Regions from separate parts of the Homo sapiens genome. Here region 2 is linked to region 1. A link is a loop called in an ENCODE intact Hi-C map of the cell type or tissue named here. Cell type or tissue: A673. All regions are shown on one strand. Each heading gives the region's core, and the rest is flanking DNA. Links, peaks and the distances in the headings are about the cores only. Region 1 has its middle 34 kb from the start of MIR1303. Region 2 has its middle 36 kb from the start of KIF4B.

What was found. A loop is a pair of places that touch in the nucleus more often than their neighbours do. Peaks named below come from ENCODE experiments on the same cell type or tissue, not always from the same donor. Only the 100,000 strongest peaks of a DNase experiment are listed, where the experiment ranks them.
Region 2: a loop joins it to region 1, with 5 times the contacts of the local background. A loop is called at or near these places in 3 of 110 quality-filtered maps.

The regions. Positions count from the first base shown.
Region 1 is chr5:154,644,210-154,659,169 of GRCh38, reverse strand. No RefSeq gene overlaps it. Among named protein-coding and RNA genes, the nearest start is that of MIR1303, 34 kb to the left of the region's middle. RefSeq lists a cis regulatory region at 4,749-5,545, a silencer at 5,407-5,701 and enhancers at 5,407-5,701, 11,532-11,641, 11,303-11,965. In A673, for the core only: a CTCF peak has its summit at 8,804 (motif pointing left); a DNase peak (open chromatin) is centred at 8,799.
Region 2 is chr5:155,041,838-155,056,797 of GRCh38, reverse strand. No RefSeq gene overlaps it. Among named protein-coding and RNA genes, the nearest start is that of KIF4B, 36 kb to the right of the region's middle. RefSeq lists an enhancer at 7,040-7,541. In A673, for the core only: a CTCF peak has its summit at 6,800 (motif pointing right); DNase peaks (open chromatin) are centred at 5,977, 6,567 and 6,637; H3K27ac peaks cover 5,000 bases.

The sequences.
Region 1 (14,960 bases), core at 6,720-11,719:
AGAGTCTGTCTCTGATGTGCAGGCTGGAGTGCAGTGGTGTGATCTCGGCTCACTGTAACCTCCGCCTCCCGGGTTCAAGTGATTCTCCTGCCTCAGCCTCTGGAGTAACTGGGATTACAGGTGTGTGCCACCATGCCCAGCTAACTTTTGTATGTTTAGTAGAGATGGGGTTTCACCATGTTGGCCAGGCTGGTCTCAAACTCCTGACCTCATGTGATCCTCCTGCCTTGGCCTCCCAAAGTATTGGGATTACAGGCGTGAGCCTGTATATGTGAGCACCCAGCTGTGTATGTCTTTTAGTTGGTATAAATTTGAGAACAGGGCCATGGACTTGGTTTCCCTGAAGTTGGAGAGAGGCGGGGCACTTTCGGCATGGGTCCAGAATGCAGGGCCCAGGGGAAGGAGAAGATGGGTGACCTGGAGAAGGAGGGGCTGCGAGGCTGAGAACACGTTGCCCTCAGGTGGAGGGCACAGGCTGTCACTCTACTCCATGGACCAGGCATCCAAGCCATCAGTGAAAAACAGTATGACAAGAGAGCCAGTCCCAGGGGACAGAGGCCACATCCCTTGCCCACTGAGGATGAGTCCAGGCCTCCCATGTCCATCCCAGAAAAGCCACCAGACCACTCGTCTCTCCTGACCCAGTTCAGGAGTAAAGCCACAAACTCTAGCTCTCTTTTTCTCCTGTCAGCTCAGCTCTACAAAAATACATCTAGCTTTGTTCACAAAGGGCAAGAAAAAAAGGAAAAAAAAAGGAAAGAAAATACATGTAGAACCACATTGCCAGGCCGGGCACAGTGGCTCATGCCTGTAATCCCAGCAATTTAGGAGGCCGAGGTGGGCAGATCACTTGAGGTCAGGAGTTCGAGACCAGCCTAGCCAACATGGTGAAACCCTGTCTCTGCTAAAAATACAAAAAATTAGCCGGGCATGGTCGCGGGCACCTGTAATCCCAGCTACTGGTAAGGGAGGCTGAGGCAGGAGAATCACTTGAACCCGGGAGGCGGAGGTTGCAGTGAGCTGAGATCATGCCATTGTGCTCCATCCTGGGCGACAAAACGAGACTGTCTCAAAAAACAAAACAAAACAAAACACCACATTGCCAAAGGATCCTAAGAGCCTCTTGCTAAACTGCCTCTTTTCCCTTTTGGTAGGTAAAGGGAGTCCCAGGGTGGGAACTGACCACATTACCCAGCAAGGTGGGGACAGACTCCCTGGCCACCTGGCATCTGATTCAGGTTGCATCCACCATGCCATGTCACTTTCCTTACTCAGCAGGGACTCACAGACTCTTCCTTACTCTGCAGCACTGGAGCCTGACTACCCTGTATGAGTCTCAGCTCTGCTTCTTCTTCGCTGTGTGATTTTAGGTGAGATGCTTAAACTCTCTGTGCCTCAGTTTCTTTATCTATAGAATGGGAATAGTAATTTTACCTCCTTCATTGGGATATGTGTGGATTAAAGTGAGTGGATCCAGGCAAAGAACTTAGAACACTGCCGAGCATAGGGTAAGCATTTAATACCAGTAGCGAACACTGTCACCCTCATCATCATCAAGGTCTTGAGCATCATTTGGGGATACTCTTTGTGGAGAACCCACCCTGCTTTGTGCAAGGGCTTGGGGAGGCATGGGTAAAGGCTGAGCTGAGTTCTGGCCTCTGCATGGAAACTCACTCATTGCTTGATCTTAGGCACATTGCTTCCCTTCTCTGGGCCTTTGGGTCTCCAGCTGGAACAAGGAGAATTTTTTTCTTTTTTTGAGACAGGGTCTCGCTCTGTCACCCAGGCTGGAGTGCCATGGTGTGATCTCTGCTCTCTGCAACTTCCGCCTCCTGGGCTCAAGCAATCCTCCCACCTCAGCCTCCTGAGCAGCTAGGACTACAGGTGTGCGCCATCACACCCAGCTAATTTTTTTTTTTTTTTTGAGACGAAGTCTTGCTCTTGTTCCCCAGGCTGGAGTGTGATGGCGCTATCTCGGCTCACTGCAACCTCCGCCTCCTGGGTTCAAGCGGTTCTCCTGCCTCAGCTCCCCCAAGTAGCTGGGATTACAGGCGCCTGCCACCACTCCTGGCTAATTTTTGTATTTTTAGTAGAGACAGGGTTTCACCATGTTGGCCAGGCTGGTCTAGAACTCCTGACCTCAGGTGATCCACCCACCTCAGCTTCCCAAAGTGCTGGGATTACAGGTGTGAGCCACCGTGCCTGGCCACACCCAGCTAATTTTTTTTGGTATTTTTTGTAGAAATGGATTTTTGTGGCTAGCCATGGTGGCTCACACTTGTAACCCCAGCACTGTGGGGGGCCGAGGCGGGTGGATCACCTGAGGTCAGGAGTTTGAGACCAACCTGGCCAACATGCTGAAACCCCCTCTCTAGTAAAAATACAAAAATAAACTGGGTGTAATGACAGGCACCTGTAATCCCAGCTGCTTGGGAGGCTGAGACGGGAGAATCACCTGAACCCAGGAGGCAGAGGTTGCAGTGAGCCGAGATCATGCCACCACACTCCAGCTTGAGTGACAGAGCAAGACTCCATCTAAAAAACAAAACAAAACAAAACAAAACAAAAAAGGGCCGGGCGCGGTGGCTCATGCCTGTTATCCCAGCACTTTGGGAGGCCAAGGTGGGCAGATCACCTAAGGTCAGGAGTTCAAGACCAGCCTGACCAACATGGAGAAACTCTGTCTCTACTAAAAATACAAAATTAGCCGGGTGGAGGCAGGAGAATCGCTTGAACCCGGGAGGCGGATGTTGTAGTGAGCCGAGATTGCACCACTGCACCTCAGTCTGGGCAAGGAGAGCGAAACGCTGTCTCAAAAAAAAAAAAAAAAAAAGAGAAAAAAGAAGTGGATTTTCACTTTGTTGCCCAGGCTGGTCTCGAACTCCTACACTCAAGTGATCCACCCACCTCAGCCTCCCAAAGTGCTGGGATTACAGGAGTGAGCCACCATGCCAGGCTGGCCAAGGAGAATCTTTTTTTTTTTTTTTTTTTTTTTAAGATGGAGTCTCACTCTGTCACCAAGGCTGGAGTACAGTGGCACTGTGTCAGCTCACTGCAACCTCCGTCTCCTGGGTTCAAGCAATTCTCCTGCCTCAGCCTCTCGAGTAGCTGGGATTAGAGGTGCCCACCACCACGCCTGGCTAGTTTTTATATTTTTCGTAGAGACGGGGTTTCACCATGTTGGCCAGGCTGGTCTCGAACTCCTGACCTCACGTGATCCACCCACCTTGGCCTCCCAAAGTGCTGGGATTACAGGCGTGAGCCACCGTGCCCGGCGGAGAATCTTTAAAAAATTGTTTCTTCAGAAAGAATTGGATCTGCCAAAAAAAAAAAAATTTTTTTTTCTGTTGTACCTCTAGTGTCATGACACTCCTCCCACAAAATGTCCATGCAAATTTGCATAGCCAGTGATTGCAGTATTTTTTTTATAAGCTAACAATAAACATTTAGAAACAGTCTGTTTTTCTTTTTTTAATTTATTTTCTTTTTTATGATGGAACCTTGCTCTGTCGCTCAGGCTGGAGTACGGTGGCGCGATCTCGGCTCACTGCAACCTCTGCCTCCCAGGTTCAAGCGATTCTCCTGCCTCAGCCTCTTGAGTAGCTGGGATGACAGGTGCCCACCACACCTGGCTAATTTTTTTGTATTTTTAGTAGAGACAGGGTTTCACCATGTTGGCTATGCTGGTCTCGACCTCCTCACCTCAGGCGAGCCGCCCACCTTGGCCTCCCAAAGTGCTGGGATCATAGGTGTGAGCCACCGCACCCGGCCTAGAAACAGTCTTGATGTCCTTCCTCATTGGGGTTCTAAAAATAGGAGATTTGTAGCCCTACACTGGAAACCATCCAAATGTCCCCCAGCAGGTGAAGGGATACAGATCGCATGTCCTGCAATGGGGCACTCTTTAGCACAGCAAAGCCATGAGCTACTGGTGACCCGACAGCAACAACATGGAGAAATCTCAAAAGCATTATGCCAAGTGGACGAAGCCTTCCCCGAGAGGGCACATGCTGTGTGATTTCATTTACGATATTCTACAAAAGGGAAATCTACACTACAGGGACAGGAAACAGTTCAGTGGTTGCCTGGGTCTGGGTGTGGGGGCAGGAGATTAATTGCAAAGGGGAATGAAGGAATCTTCCGGACAACGGAAATGTTCCAGACTTCACTGTAGCAGTGGTTACATGGCCAAATAATTTTCCAAAGCTCATTCAACTGTGCTATTTTCTGGGTGCATTTGATTGTATGTAAAGTATACTGCAATAGAGTTGATTTTTTAAAAAATGATGATTCACCCATACAAGGAAAGTTCTGAATTTGTCAAAAGGAGTTTACTACATCTCTAGGCACTAATATAGAAAGATGTCCTTGTTTTTTTGTTTTTTTTTTTGTTTTTTTTTTTTGTAATTAAAAGAAAAACACACATTAGGTTGTTAAGTGAAAAATAAAGGCAGGTTGTGTGATGACACTGGTGACGTTGCCATTTATCAAGAGCTCACTGAGCTGGGTGTAGGTCCATGAAGTGCCCGGCATGTGTAATTTTCTTTACTCTCGACAATATCCGTGCGAGGTTTTATAGACGAGAAAACTGAGGCTCAGAGAGATTAAGTAATGTGTCTGGGTTTGAAGCTGAGGAGCCACATGACTGGGACCTGGGACACACTAGGAGCCACCACACTGTGCTCTATATGATTCCAATTCATTAATTAATTGACCATGTTTATGTGTAGAAAGAAATCTGGAGAAATGACCCCAAACCAGGCCTGGGGATTATGTCTGAAGGCAGATTTACAGGCACTTTCACTTTCCATACTGTCTATTTTTGTTATGTTCTAATTAATTGTAACATGCCTGAATTGCCTTTGTAATCAGAGAAAGCAATACAGATTAAAAAACAAAAAGAAAAGTATTTTAAAAAGTCTCTGTCCTTTATCTCTTTTGCTCAGGGGCTGGGCACCCTCTCTTCACAGCTTCCTCTCCCAAACGGGGACACATGCCTGTCGGGAGCCCCAAGTCCCACTGATAAAGGCCTGAGCCAAGTCCCTTATCAGGCCTGAGCAGGCCCTGCAGTCCCGTCCATCTGGTCCCCCCAGGGAGGGTGGGCCCTGTCCCAGGAATCAGCAGGCTCCAGGGCCCCAGAGATAAGAGGAGCTGCAGGTGGTGGGTGGGAGGCAGTAGGACCAGCAGGGTCAGGGTCTGCAGCAGAGCGATTTATGGACCTGGCTCTGTCTGCTGTGTGGTCCTAGGCACATGTCAGCCCCTCTCTGGTCCTCAGGTTCTTCTGGGATTTCTTGGTTCCAGCCTGGTCCTCTTTTAGGAAGTAACCTGGGGATTCCCCAGGGTATGGGGAGGTAGCAAGATGAATGAGATGTCCTTGGCCCCCAGATCCAATCCCAAGTGGATGTGTGGAGACCCAAACACACCCTTATGGCCCTAAACATATTCACACACACCTGCCTGGGCATGCACAGGTCTGCAGGCCCCAAGGCCAAGCTGGGCCACCCCTGGTCAGGCCAAGGCTGTTTACATGTCCAAAGGTTGGACGCCACCTGCCAGGAAGGCCTCAGCTGGTGAGAATCTGCAGCTTTGTCCCCAGGACACAGATAACATGTTCCTGGGGGCAGGACCGGCAGCCCCAGGAGAGGTGGGGCAAGAACACCCAGGTTGCCCTCTCTGGGAAAACCCTTGCCAGCCTCACTGCTGTGGGTCCTACCTGGCGCCTCTGGGCCCTGCCTGGGGTGCTTCTGCATCCCTTGTGGGTCTAGGAGTGCCTCCAACCCCCCCATGCCAGTTAGTTTGGTTTTTCTGACCTTATCCTGGGTCTGCACTGCCCACTATGCCATGCTTTTTATGCCAATGGGTGCTTCCACGTCCCTAAGCCTCAGTTTCCTCATCTGTAAAATGGGGAAAATCATAGCTCTTACCTGATAGGGACAGTGAGGAATCAATGAGCTAAGGTGTGGCATGGTGTCAGGGGAGTAGAAGTGACCCTCCCCACCCCCTGGCAGTGGGCCAGTCCTTCCCCATCCACGCTGCCCTACAGGATGAATCATGCACAATTCTCATGTCAGTGAAAGCACAGTAGTAACTTAGGGGGCTTCTAGTCAGATTGTGATGATGGGGCTTGCACAGTAAAACCTTAAAAGTGGCAATGTGTGTGTGCCCCAGGCACAGACAGAGGGGGGTACACTCAGCTGGGATCTCTGCCGGGAAAGGACCTGAGACATTTTCTTCACTCCTCTCTCCCCCTAGAGACTGTCTTGGCCATGCAGACTCTTTTTTTTTTTTTTTTTTTTTTTTTTTCCTGAGATGGAGTAACATTTTGTTACCCAGGCTGGAGTAAAGTGGCCAGATCTCAGCTCACTGCAACCTCCACCTCCTGGGTTCAAGCGATTCTCTTGCCTCAGCCTCCCGAGTAGCTGGGATTGCAGGTGTGTGCCACCATGTCCAGCTAATTTTTGTATTTTTAGTAGAGAGGGGGTTTCAGCATGTTGCCCAGGCTGGTCTTGAACTCCTGACTTCAGGTTATCTACCCGCCTCGGCCTCCCAGAGTGCTGGGATTACAGGCATGAGCCATGGCACCCAGCCTGGCCATGCAAACTCTTTTTTTTTTTTTTTTTTTTTTTGGAGACAGAGTCTCACTCTGTTGCCCAGGCTGGAGTGCGATGGCATGATCTCGGCTCACTTGCAATCTCCACCTCCCGGGCTCAAGTGATTCTCCTGCCTCAGCCTCCTGGGTAACTGGGATTACAGGTACGTGCCACCATGCCTGGCTAATTTTCATATTTTTAGTAGAGACAGGGTTTCACCATGTTGGTCAGGCTAGTCTCAAACTCCTGACCTCGTGATCCTCCTGCCTTGGCCTCCCAAAGTGCTGGGATTATAGGCGTGAGCCACCTCACCTGGACTTTTCTTTTTGAGATGGAGTCTTGTCCTGTCACCCAGGCTGCAGTGCAATGGCACGATCTCAGCTCACTGCAACCTCTCCCTGCTGGGTTCAAGCAATTCTCCTACCTCAGCCTCCTAAGTAGCTGGAACTATAGGCACGTGCCACCATGCCCAGCTAATTTTTTGTATTTTTAGTAGAGATGGGGTTTCACCATGCTGGCCAGGCTGGTCTCGAACTCCTGACCTTGTGATCTGCCTGCCTTGGCCTCCGAGAGTTCTGGGATTACAGGTGTGAGCCACCGTGCCCGGCCCCATGCAAACTCATGACTGATCACCTGCAAGGAAGAGTGAAGCTCATTTTGTTTTAAGGTAGCTTAGTCTATTACTAAATTGTTTACTAAAACTTTTTTCATATTATTAATAAATTAGCAAAAAAAAAAAAATAATAAACATTGATAACCTCCAGGGTTGGCCAAGCCATGAGGAAACAGGCTCTGTCCGGCACCATGGGTGGGATGAAAATGGGCACAACCCACCTGTGAGTGACCAGCATCTTTACCAACCCCAGCTACACACACCCCACAACCCAGGGGTCACACGCCTGGGAGTCTACTGACAGAAACACCATCACAGTGACATCTGTTTGTGGATATTTCTGGAACATTTTTCTTTGTTTTTTGGTAAAAGCAAAAAATTAGAAGTAATTCAGATGACTAGCCACAGAGGGTTTATTACCTAGACATTTTGTGATCCACCCACACTATAGAATACTGTACAGATGCCAAAAAGAATGGATTCCTTGGAAATGTTTCTAAGATTCACTGGCAGGTGAAAGAAGAAAATTAAAGAATAAAATGGGCCAGGCGCGGTGGCTCACGCCTGTAATCCCAGCACTTCGGGAGGCCGAGGCAGGTGGATCACTTGAGGTCAGGAGTTTGAGACCAGCCTGGCCAACATGGTGAAGCCCCGTCTCTACGAAAAAATACAAAAATTAGCTGGGTGTGGTAGCTCGCCTGTAATTCCAGCTACTCGGGAGGCTGAGGCGCGAGAATCGCCGCTTGAACCTGGGAGATGGAGGTTGCAGAGATGGCGCCATTGCACTCCAGCCTGGGCAACAGAGTGAGACTCTGTCTCAAAAAAAAAAAAAAAAAAAAAAAAAAGAATAATATGTATGATCAGAATTCTAAAAACACACACAAACAAAATTACTCCCATTACTCCCCTTTTCTCTAAAAATATCTATACAGCAACTCAGGTATATTGGCATAGAAAACTTTTAGAAGTATTCATACCACACGTTTAACTTAATTCATGTCATTTTCTAGCTGTGTGGCCCTTAGGAAGTCATACCTCTCAGCCCCAGTCTCCGCCTTTGTAAACTGGTAATAGCAAATCTCACATATGGTTGTGACGAGAATATAACTAGTTCTTGTAAATCACTTGGCACATAAATACTTAGTAAAAGAACGCAGGAGGCCGGGTGTGGTGGCTCACGCCTGTAATCCCAGCACTTTGGGAGGCCGAGGCAGGCGGATCACCTGAGGTCGGAGGTTTGAGTTCAAGACCAACCTGGCCAACATGGAGGAACACTGTCTCCACTAAAACTACAAAAAAAAAAAAAAAAAAAAAAATTAGCCGGGCTTGGTGGCGCATGCCTGTAATCCCAGCTTTTCGGGAGGCTGAGGCAGGAGAATCGCTTGAACCCGGGGGGCGTTAAGTTGTGGTGAGACGAGATGGCGCCATTGCACTCCAGCCTGGGCAACAAGAGTGAAATTTCGTCTCAAAAATAAAAAGTAAAAATAAAAAATAATGCAGGAATACAATTTCATCTAAATAAGCAAATTAATTTTTAGGAATACATTTTCAGCTAAGCGCAAAGGCTGGCTCGTCTGCCTGTCTTTGCTGCCACCTAGTGGTAACAGGTAGGAAAGCGCATATTGGAAGGCTTGCTTTTTTTTCTTTATTTATGACACAATTTATTCAAGGCCTACAATGTATCCGGCACACACCACGCCTGTACCTTCTCAGTTTTCTTATCTGAAGAATGGGGGTAATAAATGAACTGACCCCATAAGTTTGTGAGGATAAAATGCAATAATGCATGTAAAGCATTTAACATTGGCTGTAACACAAAAGAATGCTCTAGAAATGGTAATTATTGGTGTTTACACATGCATAATTTAATTTAGGAAATCAGTATTATACCCATTTTTCTGTGTGAGAAATTTGAGGCTCAGAGAAATCAAAGTAACTTGCCTAAGGCTACTGAGCTAACTAGAGGAGGGTCTGAGATTAGAATCTAGGTCTGGGCAACACAGCCAGAGAAAAAGAAAAAAGAAAAAAATACAAAAAAGAAAAAAATAGCCGTGTGTGGTGGTGCACATCTGTAGTCCCAGCTACTTGGGAGGCTGAGGTGGGAGGACCGCTCGAGCCCAGGAGGTTGAGGCTGCTCTAAGCCGAGATTTTGTCACTGCACTTCAACCTAGGCGCAGAGCAAGATCTCATCTCAAAACAAACAAACAAAAAGGAATCTAGGTCTGTCCTGGGGCTGCCTCATCACCCTTAAGATACCATCTCACATGACCTCCTGAAAAGGAGTTGGTTTTTGGATTCCACAGACCAAGAGCATTTAAAAATACCCAGATGTATTGGTTATCTATTGCTGCATAATGAATTACCCTAAAACCCAGTGGGCACAGATTCACTGGCTCCTCCACTGCAGGTATCTCACAGGTGCTATTCAGGGTGTTGGCCACACAGGGTGGGGTCAGGGCACACTTGTTACATGTGAGTGCCTCCTGAAATTTTACATGCTGCGCCTTAAGGTTCCTTAAGTAGCCTTAAGGTTCAACTGGGGAACCACCTGCTTCCAGCTTACCTGGCTGTTGGCAGGACTCAGTTCCTCCAGGGCTGTTGGATTGAGGCCCTCAGTACCCCTAGCTGTTGGTCAGAGACCACCAGCTCCTTACTACATCATTGGCTGACCTTTTTTTTTTTTTTTTTTGAGACGGAGTTTTGCTCTGTTGCCCAGGCTGGAGTGCAATGGCTCGATCTCAGCTCACTGCAACCTCTGCCACCTGGGTTCAAGCGATTCTCCTGCCTCAGCCTCCCGAATAGCTGGGATTACAGGTGCCAGGCACCATGCCCGGGTAATTTTTGTATTTTCAGTAGAGATGGGGTTTCACTATGTTGGCCAGGCTGGTCTCGAACCCCTGACCTCATGATCCGCCCGCTTCGGCCTCCCAAAGTGCTGAGATTACAGGCGTGGGCCACCGCGCCCAGCCTGGCTGCTTTTTCAGTGTGGCAGTTTGTTTCATCAAAGTGTGCAAGCCAAGAAGAGCAAAAGTCAGCTGGCAAGATGGAAGTCACAGTCATTGCTAATCTAATCACAGAAGTCATTATTGCGACATTCTGTTTCTTAGAAGCAAGTCACCAGCCCCAGCCACTCTGGAGGGGAGGGGATCATACAAAGGCTTGAATATCAGGAGGAGGGGACTGCGGAAGGCCATTCTAGAGCCTTCCTGTCACACTGGAGTTGCCTGTCAACTTTTAATTTTGCTAAATAACATTTATTTACTTATCTATTTATTTTTTTTTTTTGAAACAGAGTCAAACTCCGTAACCCAGCCTTGAGTGCAGTGGTGCGATCTCATCTCGGCTCACTGCAACCTCTGTCTCCCGGGTTCAAGCAATTCTCCTGCCTCGGGTTCCCGAGTAGCTGGGGCTACAGGTGAGCACCGGCCCGCCCGCCTAATTTTTGTATTTTTTAATAGAGACGGGGTTTCACTATGTTGGCCAGTCTGGTCTCCTGGCCGCAGGTGATCCGCCCGCCTCCCAAAGTGCTAGGATTACCTGGGGCGTGAGCCACTGAGCCAGGCTGATCCACTGCACCCGGTAACCCAAGAACATTTAGAAAATCAACTCCCGGCCAGGCACAGTGGCCCAGGGCTGTAATCCCAGCACTTTGGGAGGCTGAGGCTGGGGGATTGCTTGAGCCCAGGAGTTCGAGACCAGTCTGGGCAATATAGAGAAACCTCGTCTCAATTCAAAATAAATAAATAAGAAAAAAGAAAACTCCCAGCCCTGGTTACCATCATTTCATAAAAGAAATGGACATTTTAACAACTAGATACAAACAGGAAATTTCAGAATAAAGGCTAGTCCCTTGTGGTTGAGTAAATACAGCTCTATTAGAAGCTTCCACATTGCTCTGAGATTTCTCACCGAGCAGCATTCTGGTGCCTAGACTAGCCCTGGGAACCTCCAGGGGCCTGCACACCCGCCAGGGGAAAGAGAGAGGAGGACATGGGTAGGGCCTGCCTGAGACCACACTGTGCCCAGCACTTCAAAAAAAAAAAACGGCTGGCTGAATGAATAGTAAATGTACAACCTCATGTGGAAGTGTCTCACTTATCTTCAGCTTCTAGAGGAGGAAACCGGGCCCCGTAAGGCTAAATGGCGGGTCTCAAAGTTTTAGGGATGGAAAGGGGATTAATATTTGCAGGGTGCTTTGCCAGCCACCACAGCCCCAGTGCCATTTTAGCACCCTGCAAACAAGTCCTGAGAGGGCAAGCAAGCTGCTGACGGGGACTCGAGCGGCTGTGGGAAAAGGGACCTGCGGTGGTTCAGGAAAGCAGCCTTAAGTGACCGAGCCTGGACGCGCCAGGCACAGTGTGGGAAGAGTGCCATTCAATCCTCCGCGTAACCCTGGCGGGGCCGGGCTAAGAAGCGCTTACCCAAGCGCAGGAGACAGGAGCTGAGCACAGCGTCGGGAGCTTGCGAGATCACCTGGCTGGGATGAGGTCATCTAAGGTTTAAGAGCGCGGTCGTCTGAGTCTAAAGTCCAGCTCTTTATCTCTGCCGCCGGGGATCCTGGGGCGTAGTGTAAAGGAGGCGGGTGGCTAGGGTCACGTGGCTGATCACCCCAAGAGAAGTCAACCCCAGGCGGGCGGTTACGACGCTCATGCTCCTTAGTGGTCTTCATTTCCGTAATGAGGGGCCGGAGGTGACGGTGCAGCAGGCGGGAGCCAGGGTAAACTTCACCCAGGTGGCCCCAGTGCGAAGGCAGCGAGGCCCTACAGCAAATGGCCAAGGCCGCCTCAGAGGCAAAGCTGCTCTCCCTTTCTCTTTGCTGCCCCATTCTCCCAGTTCCTCCTCAGCCCGGGCCTCCGGGAGCCTTCTGCTGGAAGAGATGTGCTTTCTTTTTTTAGTTTCTTGAGTTTTTTTAGAGACGAGGTCTCGCTCTTCTGCCGCCCAGGTTGGAGTGCAGTGGGGCGAACACGGCTCACTGCAGCCTCCAGCTCCTGGGCTCCAGCAAGCCTCCCGCCTGGGACCAAAGGAGCGCTCCACGGGGCGGGGGCCGCTGTGCGCTTTCTTACTTTGCCCTTTTCATCGCATATTCGGTTGTTCACCCGCGACTTCCTTTCCCGAGGAGCGACGGCGGCGGGGGCTTCTCTCTGCAACCACCACCGGCCCAGAGGAGAGCCCTTGACCAAGGACATCACGAGTACGAAATGACCAAATTTGTTCAGTATTGACTGTATCTAGGAGTATCCTACTCTCAAATAACCCACATGCAAAATCCTGAGGCGGAAGCTACCTTCATCCCTGTTTACAAAACAAACAAACAAAAAACAAAAAAACCCAGGAACCAAAAGATTGAGCAAGGTGTCCAAACCACACAGTTGGTATTTGGTGTCACGTTGGAAGGAGGAAAGGCCACAATTAAAAATTGTTATTCCCGCCGGGTGTGGTGGCTTACACCTGTAATCCCAGCACTTTGGCAGGCTCAGGCAGGTAGATCATCTAAGATCGGGAGTTTGAGACCAGCCTGACCAACATGGTGAAACCCCGTTTCTACTAAAAATACAAAAATTAGCTGGGTGTGGTGGCGCATGCCTGTAATCCCAGCTACTTGGGAGGCTGAGGCAGGAGAATCGCTACAACCCAGGAGGCGGAGGTTCTGGTGAACCGAGATCGTGCCATTGCACTCCAGCCTGGGAAACAAGAGCGAAACTCCATCTCAAAAAAAAAAAAAAAAAAAACCCAAAATTTGTTATTCTTGCGTTCAAGGCATTGTGCTAACACTTTTCTTTTTTTTTTGGAACGAAGTTTCGCTCTTGTTGCCCAGTCTGGAGTGCAGTGGCACGATCTCTGCTCACTGCAACCTCTGCCTCCTAGGTTCAAGTGATTCTCCTGCCTCAGCCTCCTGAGTAGCTGGGATTACAGGTGCCGGCCACCATGCCCGGCTAATTTTTGTGTATTTAGTAGAGACGGGGTTTCACCATGTTGACCAGGCTGGTCTTGAACTTCTGACCTCAGTTGATCCACCTGCCTCGGCCTCCCAAAGTGCTGGGATTACAGGCGTGAGCCACCATGCCCGGTTTGTGCTAACACTTTTCTAGGCATTATCTCATTTAATTACCAGCAGAGGGTGAGTGCTTTAACTCTTTAGAGGAAGCTTAGAGAGGTTGACAGGCCTGCCCAGGCTTATTAGCTGGAGTGTGGATGGACCCACAGCTGACCCTCCTCAGCAGAGCACTCCAGTACCTGCAAAACTGTGGGCAGATGTCTGTGATTCTGAGATCGATTGGGAGTTGGGGTCCGGCTTTTCTTTTCTTTCTTTTTTTTTTGAGTTGTAGTTTCACTCTTGTTGCCCAGGCTGGAGTGCAGTGACAGTGATCTCAGCTCACTGCAGCCTCCACCTCCCCAGCTCAAGTGATTCTCCTGCCTCAACCTCCTGAGTATCTGGGACTACAGGTGACCACCACCATGCCTGGCTAATTTTTTGTATTTTTAGTAGAGACGGGGTTTCACCATGTTGTCCAGGCTGGTCTCGAACTCCCAACCTCAGGTGATCCGCCCGCCTTGGCCTCCCAAAGTTCTAGGATTACAGGCATGAGCCACTGCGGCCTGCCTGGGGTTTGGCTTTTCAAATCTCAGTAGGTAGGTTGGTTTTTGTTTTTTTTTTTCCCTTTGGTGTGCTGTGGGTTGAGGATGTGGGCACTCGACTCAGTCAGCCTGATTTGGGATCCTGGCAGTGCCACATTCTGGCTGTGGGCCAAGGGGCAGGTCACTCAGCCTCTTTCAGACTCAGTTTCCTCATGTGCAAAATGGGAGTAGTACTGGTACCTGCCTCATAGGGCCTGTGAGAGAAATGCGTGGAGTCACTTAGCACTGAGCCTGGCTCCTAGCAAAAGCTAAAAATACGCAATTGTTGCTCTTAATTATTCTTACAGCCTATAAAACAGCTTTGTGTGCATTATTTGATTTGATTCTCACAATAGCACTGAGAGGATGTACAGGGGCAGATTTATCTCTGTTTTTTTTTTTTTTTTTTTTTTTTTTTAACACAAAGCGACCAAAGTTCAGAGAGGATGAGAGGCCTGGTCTAAGTCACAGGGCCATGACCTCAAGTTCAGGGAGGCTGGTTCCTCTCACCACTGCATTCTCTAAAATACTGTCCAAGGGAAATATAAAGGCAATCACAAATGTAATTTTAAATATTCTAATAACCACATTAGGAATCATAAAAGCAAACAAGTGAAAGTAATTTTAATAAGATATTTCATCTACTATATAAAAATATTACATTTTAACATGTAATCAATATAAAATCATTACTTTTAGGGAAAAGAAAGAGAGATCAGACTGTTGCTGTATCTATGTAGAAAAGGAAAACATAAGAGATTCTATTTTGACCTGTACCTTAAACAATTGCTTTGCTGAGATGTTGTTAATTTGTAACATTGCCCCAGCCACTTTGCCCCAACCTTGAGCTCACAAAAACATGTGTTGTATGGAATCAAGGTTTAAGGGATCTAGGGCTGTGCAGGATGTGCCTTGTTAACAAAATGTTTACAGGCACTATGCTTGGTAAAAGTCATCGCCATTCTCTAGTCTCAATAAACCAGGGGCACAATGCACTGTGAAAAGCCACAGGGACCTCTGTCCTGAAAAGCTGGGTATGGTCCAACGTTTCTCCCCATGTGATAGTCTGAAATATGGCCTCGTGGGATGAGAAAGACCTGACCGTCCCCCAGCCCGACACCTGTAAAAAGTCTGTGCTGAGG
Region 2 (14,960 bases), core at 4,715-9,714, 400 kb before region 1:
CACCATCCAAGTCCTCCCCTCCTTCAGGGCCCAGTTTAACTCCTGCTTCTACTAGGAAGCCCTCCCTGCCTACCCTAGCCTATGATATGTATTATGTGCTCTGACTTTACAATTCTTTTGGCACTTGTCACATTCTCCCTTGATATACATTCTTTATGTTTGCACATCTAGAATCTATACATCAGGTTTCTGTAGCAATAGGTTTCATCTCATGAGCTGACTCTGATCAATTAGTAGTGGCTTGCTAGAGTGCTATGACAAGAATTCTACAGCTGTAGGCTGGACGTAGTGGTTCATGCCCATAATCCCAGCAATTTGGGAGGCCAAGCGGGGAGGATTGCTTGAGTCCAGGAGTTTGAGACCAGCCTAGGCAACATAATGAGACCCGGTTTCTACAAAGTACAAATAAAAAAATTAGCCAGGGCCGGGCATGGTGGCTCATGCCTGTAATCCTAGCACTTTGGGAGGCTGAGGCGGGTGGATTATCTGAGGTCAGGATTATCAGATTATCTGAGCCTGGCCAACATGGCGAAACCCCGTCTCTACTAAATATACAAAAATTAGCCAGGAGTGATGGCAGGTACCTATAATCCCAGCTATTCGGGAGGCTGAGGCAGGAGAATCACTTGAAGCCAGGGGGGCAGAGGTTGCAGTGAGCCAAGATCGCACCACTTCACTCCAGCCTGGGCGAAAGAGCAAACCTCTGTCTCAAAAAAAAAAAAAAAAAAAAAAAAATTAGCCAGGCATGGTGGTGCATGACTATAGTCGCAGCTACTCAGGAGGCTGATGTAGGAGGATTGCTCGAGCCCAGAAGGTCAAGGCTGCAGTGAGAGGTTGGGCGACAGAATTAGACCTATCTCAAAACTAAAAATAAAAATAAAAAATTCTGCAGCTCTGCAGCTATATCTGAGTTCAACAGTTAAAAGTGCAGTGACTGACCAGCAAGTTCTGAGATGGGCATGCGAGGTAAAAAAAGGACGTGAAAGGCATGTGTTTGCCTTCTATATGCTGTAAGCACTAAGTTATTTGAAAATAGGGTCCATCACTTACACTTACTTTTATTCCTATGAACATTTACATAAGCATTCTCAAAAAGTATTTGAATGCTCAAAATTTATTTGATAAGTAAACATCTCCCTTTGCAAAAATGACCTAACTCTAATGCATCATGTGTTCTAATTATGATTCGTTCAAACAGTCCTTAACACACCTACGTGTAGAGCTGACTCCCATCAGAAATTTTTCAAAGCTAGTTTTATGTGAGAAATGGCTTTTGACACATTTGGCACTTTAACGTTTCTGAATCTTAAAACATCCGTGCTTAATAACTCCTTGTCTGCAGTTAGCAGTGATTTTCAGAATTTTTGTATCTATTACCTCATTTGACTACTATGTGACCTTCAAGAGGTAAAATGTTATCCCTGTTGTACAGATTTGAAACCACTTGTTCAGAGTAGCAGAATAATAGGTCAGGACCAAAGGAGGTAACCCCACAAACATTTACCAGTTCTGCATAAAGTAAAATAAGCTGTTACAGTTTAGGCCGGTGTTTCCCGAAGTTTTTTTCCACAGAACATTAGGATGTCAATAGGGCCACTGCATGTGTTTTTGTGGTCAAATAAGTTTGGAAAACATTAACAGGTTTCCCTACAGTAGGACGTCTCAGAGCTCTTACGACACTAACGTACTTGGTGAACTCTATAGAGGCCCCACAACGTGGGCCCATATAAATATTCCCCCAAAGGTTCTGTAGAACACAGGTAATTTTTTTCTAAAGTTAGCAGCAGGGGTACCAGAAGAATGGCAGAGTGGTTAAGAGCCTAGGCTCTAAAATTCAACTGGTATCGAGCTCTGGCCCCAACACTTACTGGTTTTGTGGCTATGAATAAGTCACAGAATCCCCAGCCTCGCTCCCTCCCCTGTAACATGCAGATTCAAACGGCCACTCCTGGGGTTGTCGTGAGGATTAAGTGAGACAAGGCAAGTAGAGTGTCTAGCTGATCGTAAGCACTCAATAAATGTTAGCTGGTATTTCTGCCAATGAGGAAGAAAGTCAGAGTGGGATCTAAAAATAAAATAAAATGCACAGGTTGGGCTGAGAAGCCCATTCTGAGTTTATTACATAGGAGATTTACTGATGAGTGCTCTTGGGTCAACACCTATGGAAGGGAGGGGACAGAAGAGACAGAAAATGAAGCTGTGATCCAGCTCAATGACAGCCAACCCCACAAAGAGGTGTAGAGCTAGATTAGCCCTTCAGAATTGTCCTTGGTTGGGCTGAGAAGGCCAGCTCTTTACAACCCCACATGGATGAGTCGATGGATATTGGACACCCCAGGAAAGGCTGACCTTGGGCGAGACAGCTCTCTGCAACTTAGGCAATTCCTCAAGGGGCTACCACCATTCTCAGAAGCCAGGACAATAAGTCTCTTACCCAAGGAGAGTCTGAACAGTGCAGACGTACAATGTCCTGCACTGCAGCAGTGCATACTGCTTCCACCACACCAAAAAAAAAAAAAAAAAGCAAAAGCTTCCTCCGACCCTCTGGGAAGGAAACAGGGCAGTCTGCAGACAGCAACCAAATCTAGTCATTTATTCATTCATCATTTATTAATGCCTACCATATGCCAGGCCCTGAGGCTTGGGGCTTATGAATCAGGTACTGATTCTATAGCAATTGTAATAGAAATGTTTTCTCTTTACTCTTTAAGGCATGAAAATACAGATAGGGAAACAGAGAAGGAAGAGATATCAAATCACTAGAAGACAGGATATATTCTCAGGTGATCAGTCACCTGTCATCCCAGTATGAAAAGTTGCTAATTTGAATGACGAAAGGAACACAGCATTTTTTTTCCCCACAGCAATACATCAAGTTGTTCTCTCAATGACTTAGTGTGCTTGGCAAACTGTGTACGCTGCACAAAATTGAATTCCCAGGTTTAGGGAAGCCTGAGCAGGCTCGAGGTACATGAGGATTTATTGCTTTAAGTACTTAAAATGCCTCCCACTAAATTTGCTGTGACCTTCTCCCCCTGCCTATGGCCCCAAGTTAACCACAGCCTAGGACTGAGCAAAGGTTAACAACACACCAAATAAAACAAATCAGCCCCAAGGAGACAGGTCCCTGCTTCACAGAGGCAATAGAGCCAAGTCCTTCTTGTCCCTGGAAGGGTTGGCTGCATTCCTCTCTCTTCCACGTCATTCCTCAGTGCCTGCCCGCCCTCCATCCTCTTCTCCTCTTGTCACTTAACATATTCTTCAGAGTGGCCCCCCAAGCACTGTTTTCCTGTAGCAGAACTCTTGTTTTTCCCACTGATCTTCTCATTTGTTTGTGTTGTTGGGGATCAGGACACAGCACCCCAAAACATGACCAGAATATATCAACCCAAAATATGCCTGTGTAACATAAGGATTATTGTGAACTGATTATTTGTGGGGAAAGCAGGCATAGGAGAAGTTCTGCAAACAAGAGAAGTTGTCCTTTTTTAAGAGAAATTTGCATCTATAAAGGAGATCTCTATTTTAAGGGTATCTCCCTCTCTGCCCCAGGAAGAGAGAGATTACTAAATCACTAGATTCTCTTATCAATGGGGAAGGTGTCACTTAAGTCTGTATAACAAACCTTGCCCTTGTTAACAGTGCTTTTCCTGCCCTTTCCCATACCTTTCTTTTTTTGTTGGGGGGCCAGCAGGTGAGTGGGGAGGTATGATGGTATTTAAGCCTGAACCCTCAGACAATTCTTTGAGATCTACTCTTGAGATTTTGCTCTGAGATGTCCCTGAATATCTCCCCTGTACAGAGGAGGTATACATGTTATTAGACTTCTCTTCATTTTACTCTTGTTTATCTGTCTTTTGTTACAGGGAATCCCAACTAAGAACAATGGAAGGTAGAAAGAAAATTATTTTTCCTCCCCTACAAGATCTTGTCAAGACGCCAACAAACTACTCTGCTTCTAATGTTTCACATTTGCATAGCACACTACAATTTACAACCTGCTTCTGGGCCTCACAACTGGCCAAGAGGCAGGCACTGCAGAAATGACTATCTCCACTCCGGAAGTGAGGGCCCTGAGAGGCAAAGTGACTTGCCCAAGGTCACAGAGCAAAAAGGCAGGACTTAAGCCAGGCCCTCTGTGCCACAAACTAGACCCACGCACTGCCTGTCAGCCAAAGAGACTAAGTCACATATTGGCAGTGTACCTTACACTTAGTAGGACAATTGATCAAGGTCACAGACTTGGAAAGAAATTGCCCGGGGATCCACAGTGTGGATATCCAGCTTCCCAGAGGGGATGCTTGTCTACATTTATGTGCAAATATCCAACTTGAGCACACCTGCAGAATCCAAGGTTTCTTCTTCCTCTTTGTATTACTACCAAGCCAAAGAAACAAATTAAAATTTGGAAAAAAACAACAGACATTTTTAGCTTCACTGTCCCAGGTGCTAATGGAAAAACAAGACTCTCTTAAAAAAAATCAATTAAAAAAAAAAATCTTTGAGACAAGGTCTTGCTGTGTCACCCAGGCTGGAGTACAGTGGCACGATCATGACTGTGCAACCTCAACCTCCTGGCACGAGCAATCCTCCTGCCTCAGCCTCCCGAGTAGCAGGATTACAGGCATGCACCACCACACCCAGCTACATTTTGTATTTTTTGTAGAGATGGGGTTTCACCATGTTGCCCAGGGTGGTATTGAGCTCCTGAGCTCAAGCGATCCACCCACCTCAGCAACCCAAGGTGCTAGGATTACAGGCGTGAGCCATCATGCCCAGCCTCTGTAAAATATGTCAAAGAGGTTTATTCTGAACCAATATGAGTGACATGGCCCAGGGAACACACTCTCAAGAGGTCCTGAGAAAGCGTGCCCATAGCAATTGGATTACGGTTTGGTTTTATACACTTTAGATAGGCAGAAGTTATAGGTAAAGACACAAATCAATAAATGAAAGGTATACCTTGGTTCAGCCTAGAAAAGTGGGATATCCTGAAGGGGAGGCAGGGTTATAGGTTGTATGTGGATTCAGAGATTCTTTAATTTGCAATTGGTTAAAGGAGTAAAACTTTGTCTAAAAATTTGAAGTCAACAAAAAGGAACGTTTTAGGTTATAATAAGGAAGTCTACTAACCAACATACTGAGTCAGAGAGACCTGTAGGAGTGTGTGACTTAACCATTGTCTGGATGGCCTTAGATCCTGATTATAATTTGGTATCTTATTGTCACAAAGAGTCCATTTTATTAGCCTTAGGATTAATGCTGGCTGGGCGCGGTGGCTCACACCTATAATCCGAGCACTTTGGGAGGCCGAATTGGGCGGATCACCTGAGGTCGGGAGTTCGAGACCAGCCTGACCAACATGAAGAAACCCGTCTCTACTAAAAATACAAAATTAGCCGGGCGTGATGGCGCATGCCTATAATCCCAGCTACTTGGGAGGCTGAGGCAGGAGAGTCACTTGAACCTGGGAGGCGGAGGTTGCAGTGAGCCAAGATCCCGCCATTGCACTCCTGCCTGGGCAACAAGAGCAAAACTCCATCTCAAAAAAAAAAAAAAAAGAAAAAGAAAAAAAATTAATTCTGGTCAGTTGTGCCTAAACTCCAAAAGGGAGGGGCTATAACAAGGTATGTCTGACCTACCTATCACGACTGGGAATTTCATGTTTAAAGTTTTTCTGGGGTCCCCTTAGCCAGATGGGGGTCTGTTCAGTCGGTGGAAGACTTAGGATTTTATTTTTAATCTACAAAAGTGAGTTTAGAAAATTATGGTCCTCCAAGCTTAATTTTTTTTCTTGTGAATCGGAAGTTCTTGTTTTAAAATTTTCCCAGGCAAACTTCTAAGAAGAAGCCTTTGGCGAGTGTTCACTCTGCGCCTTTTGTTTCACTCGACAAATACTTACAGAGAACCTGTGGTGGGCCAGGCACTGTGCTAAATGCTGAGGACACAGCAGAGGAAAGGCAGGCAGATTCCTACCCTCAGGGAATCTTACAGTCTGGCAGGATAATGTGGTCATTAAAAAGGGAAGTACAATGCAGAATTCATAAACATTACTGTTTGTAACTCTGTTGGTGGGAGTTAAAAATAATACAGTCTTTTTGAAAGGCAATTTGGCAGTAGCTATCAAAATTGTAAATGTATATAACTTAGGAGCCAGCAGATGCAAAAGTAAAACAAAGCAACCTTAAAAAAAGTAGATATTAAAACAAAGCATAAAGTTATGGGTAAAAAAAAATTCATTGCAACATCATTTATAATAGCAACAAGAAAAATAGCAGGAAGGAAGGGAAGGAAGGAAGGAAGGAAGGAAGGAAGGAAGGAAGGAAGGAAGGAAGGGGAAAGAGGTATTAAAAGACGCAGTTTATTTGAGCATTTAACCATTCATAAACTGGGCAGCACCAGACCATAAGCAGTTCATGCCTCCACCAAGGGGGTGGGAGAGAAAATTTTTATTAGGTGTTTGAGGAAATAAGACAAAGATAATATTTGATTGGTCAAAGTGGAAAGTCTCTAGTTAGAGGTTAGCTCCATGCAGTTTCTCTTTAAAGGGTCTTAATCCTGCTAATAAGGGAGCAGCTCTCATGGCCCAATCACCTCTTACAGGCCCCACCTCTTAATACAATCACATTACAACACCTACATTTTAGAGGGGACACATTCAGACCATAACAGCCTTTCCACTCAACACTTTCAGGCCCAGCAACCAGTCTTGCTTCTGAGACAAGAACTCCCTGCAAAGCCATCTCTGTCTCCCTCCAATAAAACTGGCTGAGCCACATTTTTCTCTTGCTGCTCGCCAGGGGGCAGGATGTAGGACCTCACTCTGCAGATCCACAAACTTCACTGCTCTCATCCTCTCCACCTGTGCTCTCCTCCCTATATCATGGGGAATCTTTCTAACCTGGATGGGGCTGTGGGGAGTTGTAAATCCCTCTGTTTCCTCCAAACTCCACCAAAGTCAATCAATGAAAGGACAAAAAGCCTAGAAGTCCCAGCCTCTCTGTGGTGAGGAAGTGCAGTGCAGGACAGACTAGGGTGCAATGCTGAGATGGAAAGAAGGAAAAACATAAGGAAAAAAAGAGGATCCTAATGCACCACAGGTAACACTGTAGCCTGGTGGCTACAGGTTTGGTTCTTGGTATATGATTGTCTGGGCCTGAATCTCCACTCTACCACTCACTAAAATTGGTCAAACTATTTCACTTTTCTTTAAGGATAATTGTATCTACCTCAGGGGGCCATTGTGGAAATTAATGCAAAGGAACAGCAGATTCTGAATCAATCATCCTTCCTTTCTTCCACTTACAACTTAAGACTGCAATTTGACATTGGTCCATTGTGATTCAATTCAGGGTGCTTTGCCCCCCACCCTCCATCTTAAGGTGGGAAATGTCAATTGTCCAAGAAAGAGCCTCATGCTGACATCACTTATCCTCTGAAGGATGAAGGACAGAGAGCAGTGTCACCCTCTATAGCTCAGCTTCTGTAAGGAATGTTCAAGTTAACATCCTTAAGGAATTATAACTTTTCCCAAGGCTGAAAGAAGCGATGGTTGGAGCTTATGGCAGTATCACTCAAAGCCTCCTTAGGGTTTAATCTCAAAGACCTTGCTCACAGAAGTCTTCACAGGCATGTATCCTTTGAACCCTTGAACCAAGGGGCAAGCCTCTCCTAAAAACAGAAGAAGGCAGTGGTTTTCCCAGCTTTAAAGTGCATCAAAATCACTGGGAGGGCTTTTTGAAATAACCTGCTGGGCCCCACCCCACACAGCATCTGATTCTGTACATCTCGGGTAGGCCCCATGAATTTACATTTCTAACAAGTTCCCAGGTAACAGTGTTGACAGTGTTGATGGAAGACCAATCTGAGAACCTCTAGGCTGGGGAGACATACAGCTCAACAGAGAGGACCAGCGGGAACTCTAGACTAAGACAAGGGATTTGCATATGTAACTCGTTCCCCCTGGGGTAAGCTTACAAATCTCTTACATGAAAGAGTGCAATGATACCTTGTTCAAGATACAAGATATAGGGGTCTTACATTTATTATTAACACTCATTATTCCCATTAGAATGGAAAACGTTACATGACTGATGGAAACTTTCAGGCCTCATTGGAAAGAATTTTCTAAAAATCCCTCAAATCCTACTCCAGTATTATCCATGTGGACAGGACCAGGGAATCCATCAGTTCTGTAATTTCTACATACACATTTCTTCCCACCCACCCCTTCTGCAGATCCCACCCATCCCTTCTTCCACAGACTCAGCTGGGCAAGGCAGCCACTGAAATGCACGTATGGCAGCTCAAAAGCCCTTTCTGTAGAAACCCACACCCCCTCATCCACGGGAGAGACAGGGAGCCACTATGTGACCCTGCTCCCTACCATTTCTGATTAGACAAGGAATGGATACCTGACGCAAGCTCAGCCAATCAGATTTACTCCTGGAAATTTGAAATTGAGATTCAGAGATATCCACTCAGTATTTGAAATTGGCTGGACTAATAATTGTGAGGTGGACAGAATTCACCTGATAGTCTGAAGAACAGAGGAAACTACAGAGAAAAAAGAACAAAGTAACTGTGAATCGGTGGAGAGAGAAGGTAAGTGTGTCCTCATGGCATTCCAGACGCTGATTATATTTCTTCCTGAGGCCTTTCTGGAGCCTTCCTTCTCCCCACCCTTGGGTTCTGATAGGATTTGGCTCTGTGTCCCTACCCAACCTCATCTCGAAGTGTAATCTCCACGTGTCAAGGGAGGGACCTGATGGGAGATGATTGGATCATGGGGGCGGAATTCCCCCTTGCTGTTCTCATGACAATGAATGAATTCTCAGAAGATCTGGTTGTTTGCTAAGTGTCTGGGCTTCCCTGCTCTCTCTCTCCTGCCACCACGTAGGAAACGCCTTGCTTCCCTTTTGCCTTCCGCCATGATTGTAAGTTTCCTGAGGCCTCCCCAGCCATGTAGAACTGTCAGTTAAACCTCTTTTGTTTATAAATTACCCAATCTCAGGTAGTATCTTTATAGTAGTGTGAGAATAGACTAATACAGGTTTTATGTGACATTTTATGTCTTTATTATTATTTTCCGTTTTCTATTTAAGCTAGTGGTTTCACTCACTTTTTCAGTCATCAGCTGTTTATTGAGCATGCTCTCTGAGCCAGGTGCTGCCCCTGGTGCTGGAGAAACCATAGAGTTTACCTGCGACCACTTGTGTTACCTGCAACTAGGACAACTAGTATAGCCACTTACACCTACCATAATGTAAAGAAATGCACGCACAGAAAGAAAAGTTGTAGAAAAACATATATAATTTATTGAACACCTACTATGTGCCAGGCACCCTGCTAAGTGCTTTACATGCATCTTCTCTCACAACAACCCTATGAGGCAGGTACTATTATCTGCATTTCCTTAAGAACACACAGGATTCAAACATATGTAGCCTAATCCCTCAGAACCACTAAAAGGCAAGAGAGTGGAAAAGATCTAGAATCATGGTAACGGTGAGGGAAAATACAGACACACACTCACACTCATGCTCACACTCACACAGAATTCAGGCCTGGCTATATCAGCACACACTCAGGCATCCTGTTGTTCTCTGTCAGGCACTGTCTTTTCAGCTCCTCTCCATTCCTAAAAGTAGGGGGGAAAAATCAACATCTCCTTCTTTAGAAATCATCTTGAGAAGTAATTGGTCTCGATAATACTTTAATTGGACAAGAGTCTTCAAATTTGGCCTCCTGAGCACAGCAGGAATGCATTTCTATCTGCCTTTGAGAAAATGTGCCCATCTTGGATTGCCTAAGAATGCTCTTAAGGTAATGCCAGAGAATCCCCTTAAATGTTCCTCACCAGCAGGTCAGCACTTACCCACCGGATGCCTCTTCAGGATCCCCATTCAGGTTCCCTTTCAGTTTTGTTCCAGCCTACTCCCTGCCAGGTGCAGGAGAGCAGGGAGCAGCTCTGGCTCAGGTGGACAGAGCTGTGAATGGTTCCTGCCAGCAACCCCCTACCTCCTCAGGGCAAACAAAGCACTCAGAAGCCTGCCAGGGCTTCAAGGCTGTAGAGCCTGGGGAGAAACAGGATTCTAAAAGGCGAAGGCATTCCAGCAAGAGAGAACTGGGGAAGCAGGGTTCCCAGACCCATTCAAACCACATGCAGCTCAGCTTCCTCATCTGTAAAGTTAGGATTCCCAAATATGCCCTGCCTAGAAACAGACACCACTTACTGAGCATTTTTTATGTGCCAGGCACTACACTACACATGTTTGCACATGATTTTTAAAGAACCCCATTTGGCAGGAATAACTGTCTCCATTTTATAAAAGGCAAAACTGAGGTTCCAAAAGGTAAAGCTGGTTCAAGAGCCAGTCCTGGTTCACATGGTTAGCAAATGGCTGAAATGTTACTTCCTAAATCCCATGCTCTTAGCTACCAGCTGGCTTCCTTTGGCTTCTGTTTAGGAAGATAGAACTGGTAGTGAGGAAAAAAAAATGGCAGAGCCACCAGAATGTCTTCATAATTTGCCAGCATCAAGCCCTATCTAGCTGGAACTCCACTTCCTCACCTCCCCCACCCCACCTGCGAATTATCTCCCAACCCAGCTGAAGACTTTCTGGACCATTTTCAGGATCTTAAGACAAGAGGTTTAGTCCCTGAAGGCCTCGGCTGCCACCCAGCCCAGCAATGACACTGGGCTCTGAAAAAAAATGTACCAACAAACACATATCCCATCATCATGGCTAGAGATTTTTAAAAACAGAAATCTGAGATGTGCTGAGGGAATTGGGGAGTGGGAAGTGGTATCAGAATTTAGGCTTCAAATGCTTCTCTAAAGAGCAATAGGAAATGTTTGTCTTAAAGGCCTAGAGAATGGAACTGTATGATACATTTGGGGTCATGATAAATTTGGGATCACAACTTTGAAACCTTTCCTGTCTCCTCATCCTTTCTACTGGAAAGAGTCGTTCACATTCTTCCTTGTTTCTTGCTTTGCCCTCACACAAGTTGCAGGGTGAGCTCCTTCTTTTCTCTTGTCCTTCCTGAATTCTCAAAATTCTCAGCAGAAGAAAACAAGAAAAGCACACAGCCAAACATCCAGTCCTCTGTGAGAAAAGAAATCCTCACACATCTCAGAAATTGAAAGATATTCTTTTATCCCACATCAGATCAGATATGTTTTCAGTTGCAGAAGAGAACAACCAATAACTTAGGACCTATCAACAAAGAGAGTCAAACTCCGGAAAATATGTAAAGAGATTTATTCTTAGCCAAATGTGAGGATCATGACCTGTAACATAGCCCCAGGAGGTCCTGAGAACCCAGGGTGATTGGGTTACAACTTGATTTTATACATTTTAGGGGGGACAGAAGTTACAGACAGACATCAATCACTATGTGTAAGGTGCACATTGGTTTGGTCCAGAAAGGTGGGACAACGCAAAGTAGCGGGGAGGGAGCAGTGTTCAGGTCATATTTAGATTCTAAAGTTTTCTGATTGGCAACTGATTGAAAGGGTTAACTTATTATCTAAAGACATGGAATCAATAGAAAGGAGTGTCTGGGTTAAGATAAGGGGTTGTGGAGACCAAGATTCTTATTATGTAGATGAAGCCTCCAGGTAACCAGCTTTAGAGCTCTTATCAGACCTAAAAAGGTGCCAGGCTCCTAGTTAATTCTCTCCTGGATCAGAGAGAAGACCTGGAAAGGGAAGAGGATTCTCTACAGAATGTTGATTTCCCCACAAGAGACAGCTTTGCAGGGCCATTTCAAAATATGTCAAAGAAATACATTTTGGGGTAAAACACTTCATTTCCTTTCAGTGCCTGCTATTTGTCATGTGATGCTATACTAGAGTCAGGTTGGAATTTGGTACCTTATTGCTACAAAGAGTCTGTTTTGTCAGTCCTAAGATTTCTCTTTCAATGTTAATGCTGGTCACTTGTGCCTAAACTCCAAAGGGAAGAGGGTATAATGAGGCATGCTCTACCCCCACTTCCCAGCATGGCCTGAACTAGTTTTTCAAGTTTACTTTGGAATGCCCTTGGTGGAGAGTGGGGGTCCATTCAGTCAGCTGGGGATTTAGAATTTTATTTTTTATTTACAAACCAATTGTAACTCAGCTGTCAGCTGGAGCCTCTCTGTCCTTGTCATACAGAGAAAATAGAATGTAAGCTCTTTTAGAGCAGGCATTTTTGTCTGTTTTTCCCTCTGCTCTATCCCCAGTGCCTAGAATAGTGCTGATATGGTTTGGCTGTGTCCCCACCCAAATCTCATCTTGAATTGTAGCTCCCATAATTCCCATGTGTCATGGAAGGGACCCAGTGAGAGGTAATCGAATCATAGGGGTGGGTCTTTCCTGTGCTGTTCTTGTGATAGTGAATAAGTCTCATGAGATCTGATGGTTTTATAAAGAGAAGTTCCCTACATAAGCTCTCTTGCCTGCTGCCATGTAAGATGTAACTTTGCTCCTCATCTGCCTTCCGCCACGATTACGAGGCCTCCCCAGCCATGTGGAACTGTGAGTCAATTAACCCTCTTTCCTTTATAAATTACCCAGTCTCAGGTATGTTTTTATTCGCGGCATGAGAACAGATTAATACAAGTGCGTAACACATTGTAGGTATTCAATACTCATGCATGCACGTACACATATCATATCCTCTGTGGTAGGCAGACTTATAAGATGGCCCCCAGTGTTTCTCATTTTCTAGTGTGGAAGTTCAAAAATTATTGACATGAGACAGATTAGTGGGAAAAAAAGGCATGCAAATTTATGTAATATGTATACATGGGAGCCTTTGAAATGAAGACCCGACCCCTCAATGAGGTACAGAAGCTTGTATACCATCTTGAGGTCACAGAAAGAATGCAGGTTCAGATGATAGCCAAAAATAAGTTATGTTGATGAATCAGGTTTTAGTGGGAAGATAGATTATGAAATGGGGAGAAGAGGAGGCTTTGCTAACAAAAGTGGTCTTGTTATGTAGGTGAAACCTCAGACAGAAAAGGTGGTAAATATTTATTTTCACACTTCTAAAGGTATGAGACTCTCAGTTAATCTTTCCTAGATCTGGACCAAGGTAGGGCAGACTGCCTTAATACAGAGTCTCCACAGATCTACAGATGCAAATTCCCTCCACAAAAGACAGCTTTTCAGGTCCACTTCAGAATAAGTCAAAAAAAAATATTTGGTGGTAAAATATTTTTATTTCCTTCACTAGCATTTACACTTTTGTGTAATTATCCCTTCCCTTGAGTGTGGACTTTGCCTAGTGACATACTTCTGACTAAAAGAATATGGCAAAGATGATGGGATGTCACTTCCATTATTGATTAGATCACAAAAGATGGTGATTTCTGTCTTGCTAGCAAACTCTCTTGTTGGCTTTGATGAAGAAAGATGCCACATGCCCGAGAAGCCCACATGGCAAGAGACTGAGGCAGTCTTCAACTAACAGTCAGTGAGGAAATGGGGTTTTCAGTCCAACAGCCCTCGGTAACCTGAATTTTGCCAACAACCATGTAAATGAGCTTGGAATCAAACCCTTCCAGGAGAAAGGGAATGGAGCTATGCAAAAGCAAAGTTTTGTACGTTATTTAATTTAAGTTTGTATTAGTCCAAGCTAGACTGTTATAAATTAAGATGTTAATTGTAATCTCCAGAGACACCACCAAAAAAATTCAAAAATATAATCAAAGAAACAAGATGATAATTTAAAAGGTATTGAAAAAAATCTATATATAACACTAAAGAGGGCAGTAACTGAGGGACAGAAGAATGAAAATATATAGATTTATAGAAAACAAATAGTAAAATTGCAGATACGAATCTACCTTCTCAGTAATTAAATTTAATGGAAATGGATCAAGCACTCCAATTAAAAAGCAGAGCCAGGAAGAGTAGGGTGCACCTGCAATCCCAGCTACTCGGGAGGCTGAGGCAGGAGGATCGCTTGAGCCCAGGGATTCAGCAATATAGTGCATAGTGATTGTACCCTGGAATAGCCACTGCACTCCAGCCTGGCAATATAGCAAGACCTCGCCTCCAAAAATAAAAGCAGAGATTGGCAGAATAGATTTTTTAAATGATCCAACCATATGCTGCCTATAGGAGACGCATTTGAGATTCAAAAACACAAATAGGTTGAAAGTAAAAAGACTGGAAAAGATATATATATACTATGCAAACAGTAATTGAAAGAGAGCTGGAATGGTTATACTATATTATACAAACTAGATCAGTGGAAAACAATTGTTACTAGAGACAAAGAAAGATATTTTATAATTTTTAGGTCACCCATCTAGAATATGTAACAATTATAGAAATATATACACCTAACAACAAAGCCCCAAAATGCATTAATAAAAAACTGACAGAATTGAAGGGAGAAAAAAGCAATGCAAAAGAGACTTAAGAGACATATCAAACAAATGCAATTCAATGCATGTACCTTATTTGAGTCCTGATTCAGATAAACGAAATGTGAACACTGACTGGATATTTAATGATACTAAGAAATTACTGGGCTTTTTAGGTATGATAGAGGCATTGTGGATATGTCTAGAAAGAACGCCTCCTTTCTTTTAGAAGTACACTCGAAGATTTTTAGATAATTTTATATTATATCTGCAATTTTCTTCAAAAAATCTGAGAGAAGGAGATGGAGTGTGAGGAAATAAATAAAACAAGATTAGTCATAAATTGGTAATTAATGTTGCAGAATGATGGGTGCATGGCAGTACATTTTATTATTCTTCTTTTATATATATACATCTTGAAATTTTTTCATAATAAACGGCTATTTATTTATTTAGAGACAGGATCTTCTTCTGTTGCTCAGGCTGGAGTATGGTGGTATGATTTTGGCTCACTACAACCTCCACCTCCCAGGCTCAAGCCGTCCTCCCACCTTAGCCTCCCAAGTAGCTGGACTACAGGTGCCCGCCACCAC